Regions from separate parts of the Homo sapiens genome. Here regions 1 and 2 are each linked to region 3. A link is a loop called in an ENCODE intact Hi-C map of the cell type or tissue named here. Cell type or tissue: Caco-2. All regions are shown on one strand. Each heading gives the region's core, and the rest is flanking DNA. Links, peaks and the distances in the headings are about the cores only.

Region 1 (2,500 bases), core at 1-2,500, 230 kb after region 3:
TCAGTTTTCCACTTGCTAAGTTTTCCCTTCCCTTAAAAATTTCTCTCAAATTTGCCTATTCCCCAAATCTTGGTGATTTGTTTTCTGGGCTGGGTCATCTGCTTGGAACACCTTCAAACCAAATATCCCTGCACCTACCCTATTTAATTACCTGAGTCCTGATACCTATTGTAATGGCTTCCAAATTTTTTGAGTAAAACATTTTTTCCTTATTATAATAGTATCATATGCTTATTTTAGAAAAATTAGAAAATGAAGACAAGTGAAAAGAAGAAAATTGTAACACCTTTAATTTCATTATTTTATAACCTTCCTTCTCATGTCAGAACATTTCATGGATTCTCCAGAAAACAGTTGCACTTTTAGCATTTTGATTTAAAAATTGCATAATAAACACAAAGATACTGTGGTATCAGTAATTCTTTTAAATGAATTTATACTTTATTGTCATGATAATATCACCCTACTTTTGAAAAATATTATAGGAATTCATATATGACAAGGTAGATTGTCTAGATTGCATTTGAGTTTGGTAACACCCATTGCCAGGGCTCTCTTTGTGTTCTGAGTAGACAAGCTTCCTTCTTTTTTAATGGAACATTGTCATTCAGCTAGAAATCTGTAAATTCAAAAAGAAATAGATATTTAAATATACACATCTGTATAACATTTGCATAGCCATGCTTATATTTATAAACTTTTTATGGCTTATAATGTATATTATATATGCCATACTTATGTTATCTGTGTACAAGCCATGAGATCATCTGTTAACTTTTTTACATGCCCAGCCATAGAGTAGCAGAAGATGGTTAAAAAAAATTTAATATTTTTGCAAGGAATGTCTTGCATACTAAAAAGTGTTTATTCTGTTTTCCCTTGTCTCTGGCAGGCTGTGAAGCACTGTTCAAAATGCTCTTTTTTGGTGAAGTTGGGCCTATAGTCAGCTTATTCTCTCCATGGCAACCCACTGGGGACAGGCTGGGTCAGAGGTAGGCACCCAGACGTCATGTCCATCTGAGTCATCCAAGGGAGCTGAGAGGCAAAGAAGACAGAGCTATGGCTCTGGTGCTTTACCTTGGAGTGAAGGGGACACCCAGTGGAATAGCAAAGATGTGGCTCCAGTGAAAATTCAATCCAAACTTTGACTTTGGGGACATCATGACCACACTACCAAAAGTCAATCTGTGTTGCCTCAGGTTCTTCATGTTTGACCACTTTTTGGAGTTGTGTAGATTAATTTGAATGTCAGTAGGATAATAGAATAGTTACAGATATTAAAATAAAAATCTGTTATAATAGCAACCGAATGTCTCTCCATCTAGTGCCTATTGGGTTGTGGATAACAGTAAGAAAAAGCAAGTGAGAAAGTAAGAGAAGATGAATGTTAAACAGTGCTCTTAGCTCTGGGAAGGTAATCTGTAAAGCAGATAATAGAGAGTCTAATCCCTTACAGAGCTGCCTTCTTTCAGGTTTTCCCATTGCACGAATCGCTCAACAGGATTAAACTAATCACTTTTACAGTTCTATTAACATATTCAATCTGTGAAGTTACTATTGAAGCCCTAAGGAATAGCCTACTCAATCATTAAGTGCTCATGGCAGAAAAATCAATAATGAAGTTACCAAAAGCCCTTAACATTGTCATAAATAGCACATGATTATGTTCAGATGATCTGTTTAATTAATGCCAGTTTACCTTCTCTAACAGAAATAATTTTGGGTTTTTGAGACACATGGAGACCACCAAGAACAAGCTATTCTTTTCATTGGAAAAATTCTTCTCCCTTCTCTCTCCGGTCACAATATTATTTTGGTTCTCTTGAGTAACTCAGTGTCTTCAAAAGAAATTTATTCCATAGAAAATTAATTCCACAAGGTGATCCTTGAAAAATATTTTCTTTATCAAATGAATTTGGGAAATGCTGCATACTATATCCCTGTCTTAGAAATTTACAATGTATATGAATCTTAAATTTTTTCTAAGTTGAAGAAATCTGTTTAACTTTGTTCAGTAGCTCATTTCCAAAACTTACGTAATGAGATCATATTAAAAATATTTTACAGATTTTCCTACACCTGACCTGTAAATATGGTTGCCCCAGGGTTCCCACCTTTTTGTTTCTTTATTTTTTTATTTTATTTTATTTTATTTTTTTTTGAGATGGAATCTCTCTGTCACCCAGGCTGGAGTGCAGTGGCACAATCTTGGCTCACTGCAACCTCCACCTTCCAGGTTCAAGCAATTCTCCTGCCTCAGCCTCCCAAGTATCTGGGATTACAGGCACCCACCACCACACACAGCTGATTTTTGTATTTTTAGTACAGATGGGGTTTCACCATGTTGGCCAGGCTGGTCTCGAACTCCTGACCTCATGATCCGCCTGCCTCAGCCTCCCAAAGTGCTGAGATTACAAGCATGAGCTACCACACCCGGCCAGGGTTCCCACCTTTTGAAGCAATGAGTTTTGGTGCGTTAAGGGAAGGGTGGTGCAAATTA
Region 2 (2,500 bases), core at 1-2,500, 100 kb after region 3:
TCATTTCCCTACTAAATATTTCAAGTATGTCTGATTTCTAGGTCATTGCTCAGGGCCTTAATTCCAAATTGAGAAAGATTTCTTTAATGTTCCTCCACAATCTAGCAGTGTTCATGTTTACAATGAATGGTAAAAACTGTATTCATCCATACAGATAAAACCACTATAGTTAAGGGGAATCTTACCAATTCGGTGAGAAAGATTTTTTTTTAACATCTCCCATATTAACCAGTCTAAATTTAATTTAAACCCATTTTATCATGTAGTTATAAGTAGCACTAATGGGAATTAAAGTTAAAGATTTACAATTTAAATAATCTTCTGGGGCCATGTGGCCAAAATAGCAGATTAGAGGCAGCCTCTGCCACTTGGAAAGACAAAATATTGAGTTGAAATTCACACTGTTCACTTTTTTCCATGGAGCAATGCAGGAACTTAACAGGAAAATGGGAAGAAACCAAAGACTCTTTGAAAGAAGCTGCAGGCTGCAGCCTACACTGAGAGCCAGGTGGAAAAACTGTAAGTCTCCAGAGTGTGAGAGAGGAAGAGACTGCCTCCAGGATACACATTACCACCGGGAAAGCTGGCAATCCAGCCTACAGAGGGAGGCCTTAATCCTATCCAGTGTGGGAACTGATATAGCAAGCGGTGGGGCATGTAAAAGTAGGAACAGCAGCAAGAAGAGCCTTGCACGCACTTCCAGTCTCCAGCACAGGCGGAGGGAAACCATTCCTGATTCTAACTGACAGGGGACCTCACAGAAATCTGCCAACTAACTCAGGCAGTGGCAGCAGGTTGAAAGAAGCTCTCAAATGAAATTCATAATATAATCTCAAGTGGGGACAAACTCCCTTGGCCAGAACCAGGGGTTGAGTGGGAAGCACTTTCCTTGAAATTGCTCCAGCCACAGGCACAGGAGATGGGCACCCCAGCTTTGTGGGCAGATGAGGAGTGGCATTGCCTGAAAGCCAGTTCCTGTCTCCAAGGAAAAGAATGACGGCCTGGGGCAGTATTGAGCAAAGACGGCCTGGAATTCAGCTAGCTGCTGCTAGTGAACACTGCAGGTGAGAGACCTGCCTTATCAAGTGCATGGGAGCTGGGTGAGGCTTCCTGCTGCCTGTTACTCCCCACTCCCTGAGCGAACTCTTCTGTGCAGCAGAAGCTACACTCCTTCCTGGAACATCACCCCAGCGGCCAGAGAACCAGTCCCCTCACCCCCACAGGGGCCTCTGCTTGCCCTGTACACAGAGAACCAGAGCAAGGGCCTGCCTGACCCAGCTCCCACCTGGCTTTGCCCCTCAACCTGCCCTGGTAACTTAACACAAGGGACAGAACTTCTGGGAGCCCTACGGCCCCAATCATCATCTGGAAACCAGAGTACATCCCCTGGGTAACATAAAGCAAGCACAAATCCCATCACTATTGTGGCAGCTGGCATTCTCTTGCGAGCATCACCTTCTGGCTGGAAGCCAACCAACACAGACCATTACAGCATCCACAGGTACAATAACACTGCACCCAGGAAGGAGAAAACTTGTGCATGAGCTATCACTATAGCCTGCACCACCCTGGCTAACCAGAAGGTCCTAAGTCTGTCCACAGGACAAGTTCATTACTATTACAACCAGAATTTGAGAAAGCCAACAAACTAAGACTACTTATAACCAAGAAATCTCAGAGTGTATGTCACGCCCCCATCAGAATGGGTGCTGGCTGGTACCCACTGCTGAGAGGGTTGAGGACAGGTTACATCACTGGATTCCTTGCAGACATTACCCAGCACCAGCCTGAATTACGGCAGACTCACTGGGTGGCTAGACCAAGAGGAACAACAGTAGTCACAGTAGTCTGGCTCTCAGGGACTCCTACCCCTAGGGAAGAGGGAGTGCCCCACATTAAGGGAACAGCCAGTAGTACAAAAGAATCCAGATGGCAAGCCTTGAGTCCCAGATCTTACCACTGGTGAGAAGTTTCAGCAGTGGCACAGTTGCAGCGCTGGGCTCAGCTAGGATAGTCTGCAACAATACCCCAACAGGCAGGCAGCCCTGGTGCTCATGAAGGGCCTTGGAAAAGGGAACTTCTTTTACCCCTCATCCATGACTGTGAAATAACTGGGGCTTCTCTCACTGGAGCTTGGTGTGGGTGCACCTATAGATAACCTTTCTGGATCACTGCAGGTTGACTACATCCCCAGAGGTGGAGCACCCTCCAGGTTCAGGCTTGCACGAGAGGCACAGTCACAATTCCTCTCTGGTTGGAACATCAACATTTCTGCAGATGAAAAAAAGGTACCTGTTGGGCTGGGTGCAGTGGCTCCTGCCTGTAATCCCAGCACTTTGGGAGGCCAAGGTGGGTGGATCATCTGAGGCCAGGAGTTCCAGACCAGCCTGGCCAACCTGGTGAAACCCCATCTCTATTAAAAATACCAAAATTAGCTGGGCATGGTGGCAGGCACCTGTAATCCCAGCTACTCGGGAGGGTGAGGCAGGAGAATTGCTTG
Region 3 (6,062 bases), core at 1,480-3,979:
AGTGTTCCATGTACTATTTTTCTAACCTTTTTGTAAGTTTGAAATTATATCAAAATATGTGCATTTCAATAAAAGTGTCACTTTCCTTATTTTCATCAAACTGGTTTATCTCTAGTCAAGTTTAATTTCTTAAAGTCCATAATACACAAATGCACACAGATAATATACAAAAATAAAAACTAGAGTGTTGACACCACCATCCATGATCCTGTTAATCCTCGATTTGCAGAAAAATGAGAATGACAGATCTTGAAAAGAAGACCAAAATCCTATGCTGTGAAAGCATAGAAAGTGGACTAATACTCAAAAAATCTTGTCTCAGACAATGAGGGCCAACTGGAGATACCACTGGCATCCATCACCTAATCCCCATTTCTGAGCTCAGACAGACATACCTCCAGATAGACTGTGCAGGCGTCCTACTGCGCAGAGATTATTGGAAATAGTAGTAAAATAGCTCACTTTTAATTCTCTCTCTAAAACCTCTATGCCCTCATTAAAACCCTAATTACATAAACACACACACACACACACACACACACACACACACACACCCCTATCCAGATTGTACAGATGCGACACATAGCTGACTTCACCTTTAAAGTTAAGTTTGCATAAGGGGAAAGACAGTATCATAAGTACTTTAGTGTAACTTGGAGTAATAGCAACAATAAAGCCTACTATTTATTGAATGTTTACTTTATGCTGGAAATTGCAATAAGTCCTTCACAAGCATGAGCTAATGTATTTAAAGCCAGCTAAATGGCTGGGAGAGAAATTCAAATCTGAAGTGATAAGGAACGAGGACGGGTTTCTGTAGTATTGACAGATGCATAGCAGGAATTCCAGAGACAGTTCTATGGAAGACACAAAGGGACTCAATGACAAATTGCGTAGAGGGAGAAAGAGAGAGGAATCAATGGAAAAACTAAGGTTTTGGCCTCAGCCACTGGAACTTTAGTAACGTATCAGAATTGGGGCAAATGAGGTAGGGAGTATGCATGGTAGAAAAAGAACAAAGGCAATGATTAATTTCACTTTGGTCCAGTTACATCTGATGTCATGGAAAGACTCAAAGAAATATTATGTCAGAAATCCCATCTCACATTGGCAGAACTAATAAATATGAATGGATGTTTTTTATTGGGAAGGAAAGGATTGTGAAAGGGAGTAGATGGGCTGATGTCATATCCTAAGACCTTGGCACTCACATTCACATCCAATGGTTTACATCTACCCCTTCTCTCACTGTTACATACATATGACCTCAGAATAAAGCAAAAGCCAGATGATATAACAAAACAGAATAATTAACAGCCACCCTGTGGCCTAAGTATAATTTCCTATCTCTATTTCTTCCACATTTCTTGGGTTATTTTTCCTTTGTTTTGGGATTTGCTTTAATTTTTTTTTCTTCTTCTCCCGTTCTATTAATGTTAAACCGAAGGAAGAAATAAATAAGTGGCAAAGGTATTAAACAGAAAAAAAAGAAGGGTGTGAAAACATCCAACACTGTGATAAAGAAGAACAGAAATGATTTCTTGAGTGTTTCTAATGCGTCAAATACTACATTAAGGTCTTCACAATATAGAGATCAAAGTCAATATTTTATGGGTAATGAAGTCAAACATATAAAAAATGATCTGGAATGTATTAAAAACATGAATGTTGAAGACAGATTCAGCTTCATTTGAATCTAAGTGCCAAAACTGACAACACACAGTGTTTCATCCCTGTACTTCTTAAGGTTTTTATAAAAAATTAAAAGCAAAATAAATTATTTTGAAAAAAATCACTAGCATAGATTTGGCACATGGAAGGCTCTCAAAAAATGTTAACTTCCTCAAAGAATTAATTGAATGTCTACTCTGTATTCATAACTGTCCTAAGCAGTCTTATAGTTTCCCCCAAATGATTTAAAATGTAGTTATTCAAAGCTAGAAATTGAAATCCAGATTAATAACAGAACTTATCCAGAGGCCTAGCAGTAGTAGATAACCCTACATTTTTCCATAAACCATTATAACAAATGCCTGGCTCTACCTCTGAAAAATGTTATCACTTTTGTGTGCAGTCAGTGGCTGCTGTTCACAATATGTAAATTTAAATTCAAGAGATCAAAATGGAAAATGCCAGCACTCAAAGGGCACTAAGTGGATTTACAAACCAATTTGGCTGCTTGTGAGCCTCATCTTTATACATTCCCCCTGGGAATACATGACTTTTATCCCTACACAGTGGTCACTCATATGGATTAAACTCTCCAATTCTAAAGCAATCCAAGTGTGAAGTCAAGAAGGTGTTAAAATTTTGGTAGGATTAAAAGAGTTACTGTTGCTACTGCATAAGAAAGGAAAATGTCATATAAAGGGTAGGAAACCCTTATTTAAAATGTGAATTAGAGTACAACGATGGTGACAAACCTTGCAAAGTTAAAAAATAAATGTAGAGAAATGCAATTTTTGCTCATATGGAACTCTTTCATCCGGATTCACAAAACAGGCTTGATGAAATTCCTTCCAAAAGGGTAATACTTGGGGGAAAAATCAAGTCAGAGTTCAGGAGATTCAGGATCCCACAGTATCTGTGGAATGTGCAACTTTGCATGACTTTACTAAGATGCTTTAGAAAAAATACAAAATCAATTTTAAGACTCTCCCTAAATATTGATAAGATAAATTATTGAAGATACCTTATTATGGTAATTAAGAAACAATTAACTTATAATTACTAGCCATTACCTAAACCTTGGCTTTGAACAACTTATTTTTATAGATATTGGTTTACATTTAAAGTAAAAAACAATTACTGGTGATTTCACTTATTTTCAGTAGAAGAAAAGCAAATCTGATATTTGGTAATACTTTACAATATAGCATTTACCATGCATTTTACTGTGGGTAGGTTATTTAAGTCAGGCAATTAAGTTTCCTGTCACTTTCTTTTGCTATTTCAAGTGGTTCTAATAAATAGCCACAAGGGGGTGCACATAAATCATTCAAAAGTAATGGCTAGAAACGCTTTTATGTGGTTTGAAGAATGATTCTCCAAATATGTTTGGATTTCCTTTTTTTCCCCCACATAATCATGAATTATAATTTTCTATGGATCATGCATTTTCAAGTGCTATCTGATAGGAATTTTCAGTGCTTGCTTTTCACTGCTGATAATCTTGCCACACTTATTCATTAAAAAAAGTAGCAATGGAATAAAATAAATCTGAAAGGTATGTCTCTTAACAATTTTATTTTTACACTACTTCCCTTTCCAGGTTTTGATTAAAATCCAGTGATGTTGGTGCCAGTCACAGCTCATCACTAATTAATGACTATATGTCCCATTATCTTGCAACTCATTAGCTAACACATCCGAATGTCAGAAAAATTACAATTCCTTACCTCTCATTTTCAAAGCAATAAAACACTCAGTTTTGATGCAAAGATTTAGTTATATATTCTCAAGTACTATTTAAAGCAATACTTCTGATATTCTAAAGTACTATTTAAAGCAATTGCTTAAGGCTATAATACGCTACACTATTTACAACAAAAAACATAAATGGTACAGTTCATTGCAAAAATAATTTCCTGTTGAGATGTCAATATAAACAATCAATACAAAGTGGAAAGACCACAAAGGTAGGTAATAATAAGTGAAATGATCATAATCGATGCAGAAGCTATCTACACCGTCTTCGACGTAAAAGAATGGGTTATTTTCCCATTCATATTTGCAACTGAATCACATCACAGCTGAAAATCACATCACAGTTCTAATTTGTGATTGATTACAAGCAAGCATCTCTTCTCTGCCTTGTCCCAAACTGTATCTAGTTCTTCCTTCCTCAATAGCTTCTTAGAAAGAAGTTCTGGCAAGGGGTGGGGAACTGGGGTGCTAGCCTGGGGTTCACTCCCTGGTACTGGCCAATTTAACTCTCTATAGCTACATAATATAGACATTCTTCTCTAGGTCAGCAAATCCACAGCACCACTAAACTAGATCTCAATGGCCAAAACTCACACGAGGTATAGAGGATGGATACACGAGCACGTCTTGCATTAATAAGTAATCAGAAGTCAAGGACTGAATACATTTTACTTCATACACTTTAATGTGAGCAAACGACTGAAAAAAACATATTGTCATCTAAAAACAAATGCTATGTAAGGCTATCTGGATACTAGTCATTCAATTAATTCTGACTTGAACATCACTTGCTGCTTCAGCATTTGAATGTTTTGGATCTACTTAGTGACAGAGTTCCACTATGAATCCCACCCCATTGGACCTCATCAGTTAGATCTAACTCTTACTTGAATTTAATATAACTTTCATCTTTCTCCATTTTTACCAGCAATAATACTTTTCCTATGGAAATATATTGGGAAAATTAATTTAAGTTTCTGGAGAATTGTGCTATATGAATAGCCTCTTCTTTTTCAGAAGATAAGCAGAAGCAATACACTCTCAGGAGAATACTCCCATTTATTTTTAATTAATTGGCCTAACCATGACAACTATGCAATCTTGATCGAGTTACTCAAACTAAGTTTTCTTTTCTATATAATAAAGATGATAATATGTCCTTATCTCATGACCTGCTTATAAAGCTTAAATTTTTTACTTTATGTCTAATGATCATAAAAACTTATTAATAAAGCATTAATTGCCCATTAAATTCTTTCTTTTGAGTAGGCCAATTGCAGTGCTCTAGATTTTTTTTTTTCAATGAATTAGGAAGCTGCTATTGGAGTTTTAGTATAAGAGTGAAATCTCACTAGCACATACTTGATGTCAAAGCTTATTAACTGTAGAAGAGCAGTTAATAGGGGTAAAATGGCAAGCAATCCTCTCTACTTCTAGAGTTTATAACTACTGCTGAATGTATAAATCAAATTAAAGTTTGCTATTTTTTAAATAAAACCATCTATACTCATAAGGTGGAGGAATGGAAAACCATTCAACCAAGAAGGAATTGACCATTTTCACAGAATCTAGCAGAGGAAGTGGGAGAGGAGAGTAGATTGTAAAATTTCATATAATCCACTGTGATGTAATTAACATCATAACTCTAGGTGGTAACAAATGAAACTATTTGTGTACTAAGTTATTTGAACCACAAAGGTAGGTTATTTATTGTATCCTTCTTCTTGTTCTGAAACTACTTTTGTTTTATTCCTTTCTACCCAGCAATCTCTAATGGGGGATTAAAGTAAGAACACTTTTTAAACATTTAAGCATTGTGGAAACATTTTCAAATACCAGACTTAACCATAGCATATTGCCTCCCCACTTATCTACTTATCACCAGCCTGATTACTGCTTTTTCATTTATAACCCTTTAATATTGGAGGCTAAAAACAGTCAGAAAACAAAGTCAAACTTCTTTTCAACTATAAATATCAAGATATGTGAAAGGTCAAATTAGGATTGACATCTTAAAAGCTGCTTAAAATAATTACTCCAAATGACCTGCATATACATTCACTTTTAAAAAAATACTTTTTTGATTTTGACCAAAATGTATGCATTTAAGAAAGCAATTTTATAGAATTTTTTAAAAGACTATATTAACTCAAAGGTCACACAGGGAAGATATTTAAATTATGTCATTCAGAACCTGTATTCTCAGAGAGAGATTTAAGAAATGTTGCACCCTGAAGTTGTTTCATTCCAACAGGTTAAATACTCGCTCCTGCATTTGACTAGGTAAAAATGTTCTTCGGGGATACTGGTAAGGTTACTTCAGCCAGTCCTCTACCTTTGCACATTCTAAGGAAACACCAGGGTCTGCTGAACTTTGTACCTCTGGTGGCACAATTAGACCACTCCAGTGATGTTCCTATGTTTGTTAGTACTATAGAAGATGGCCAAAAATATTCCTGTAACACAGTTGCCCCATTTATGTCAATATCCTCATGTTCATGAAAATACACCTCCTCCCATTCTCCCACCTCAAAAATCAGAGACACTGTACATCCCAAGCTGAGCTAATTAGGGCCTCAAAAATATTTCTTTTTACATGTTCTAACCCCTAACTTAGAGTGGGGGAAAGTGGCTTT

The links. A loop is a pair of places that touch in the nucleus more often than their neighbours do. Peaks named below come from ENCODE experiments on the same cell type or tissue, not always from the same donor. Only the 100,000 strongest peaks of a DNase experiment are listed, where the experiment ranks them.
Region 1: a loop joins it to region 3, with 11 times the contacts of the local background. A loop is called at or near these places in 5 of 110 quality-filtered maps.
Region 2: a loop joins it to region 3, with 3 times the contacts of the local background. A loop is called at or near these places in 2 of 110 quality-filtered maps.

What each region holds. Positions count from the first base shown.
Region 1 is chr11:100,628,433-100,630,932 of GRCh38, reverse strand. No RefSeq gene overlaps it. Among named protein-coding and RNA genes, the nearest start is that of ARHGAP42, 58 kb to the left of the region's middle. In Caco-2, for the core only: no CTCF peak of the experiment used is centred there; a DNase peak (open chromatin) is centred at 1,020.
Region 2 is chr11:100,751,878-100,754,377 of GRCh38, reverse strand. The region is part of intron 1 of ARHGAP42 (Rho GTPase activating protein 42); the gene reads right to left. Among named protein-coding and RNA genes, the nearest start is that of ARHGAP42-AS1, 65 kb to the right of the region's middle. In Caco-2, for the core only: no CTCF peak of the experiment used is centred there; a DNase peak (open chromatin) is centred at 1,047.
Region 3 is chr11:100,852,579-100,858,640 of GRCh38, reverse strand. All of the region lies in intron 3 of ARHGAP42 (Rho GTPase activating protein 42), which reads right to left. Among named protein-coding and RNA genes, the nearest start is that of SNORD13I, 79 kb to the left of the region's middle. In Caco-2, for the core only: a CTCF peak has its summit at 3,001 (motif pointing right); no DNase peak of the experiment used is centred there.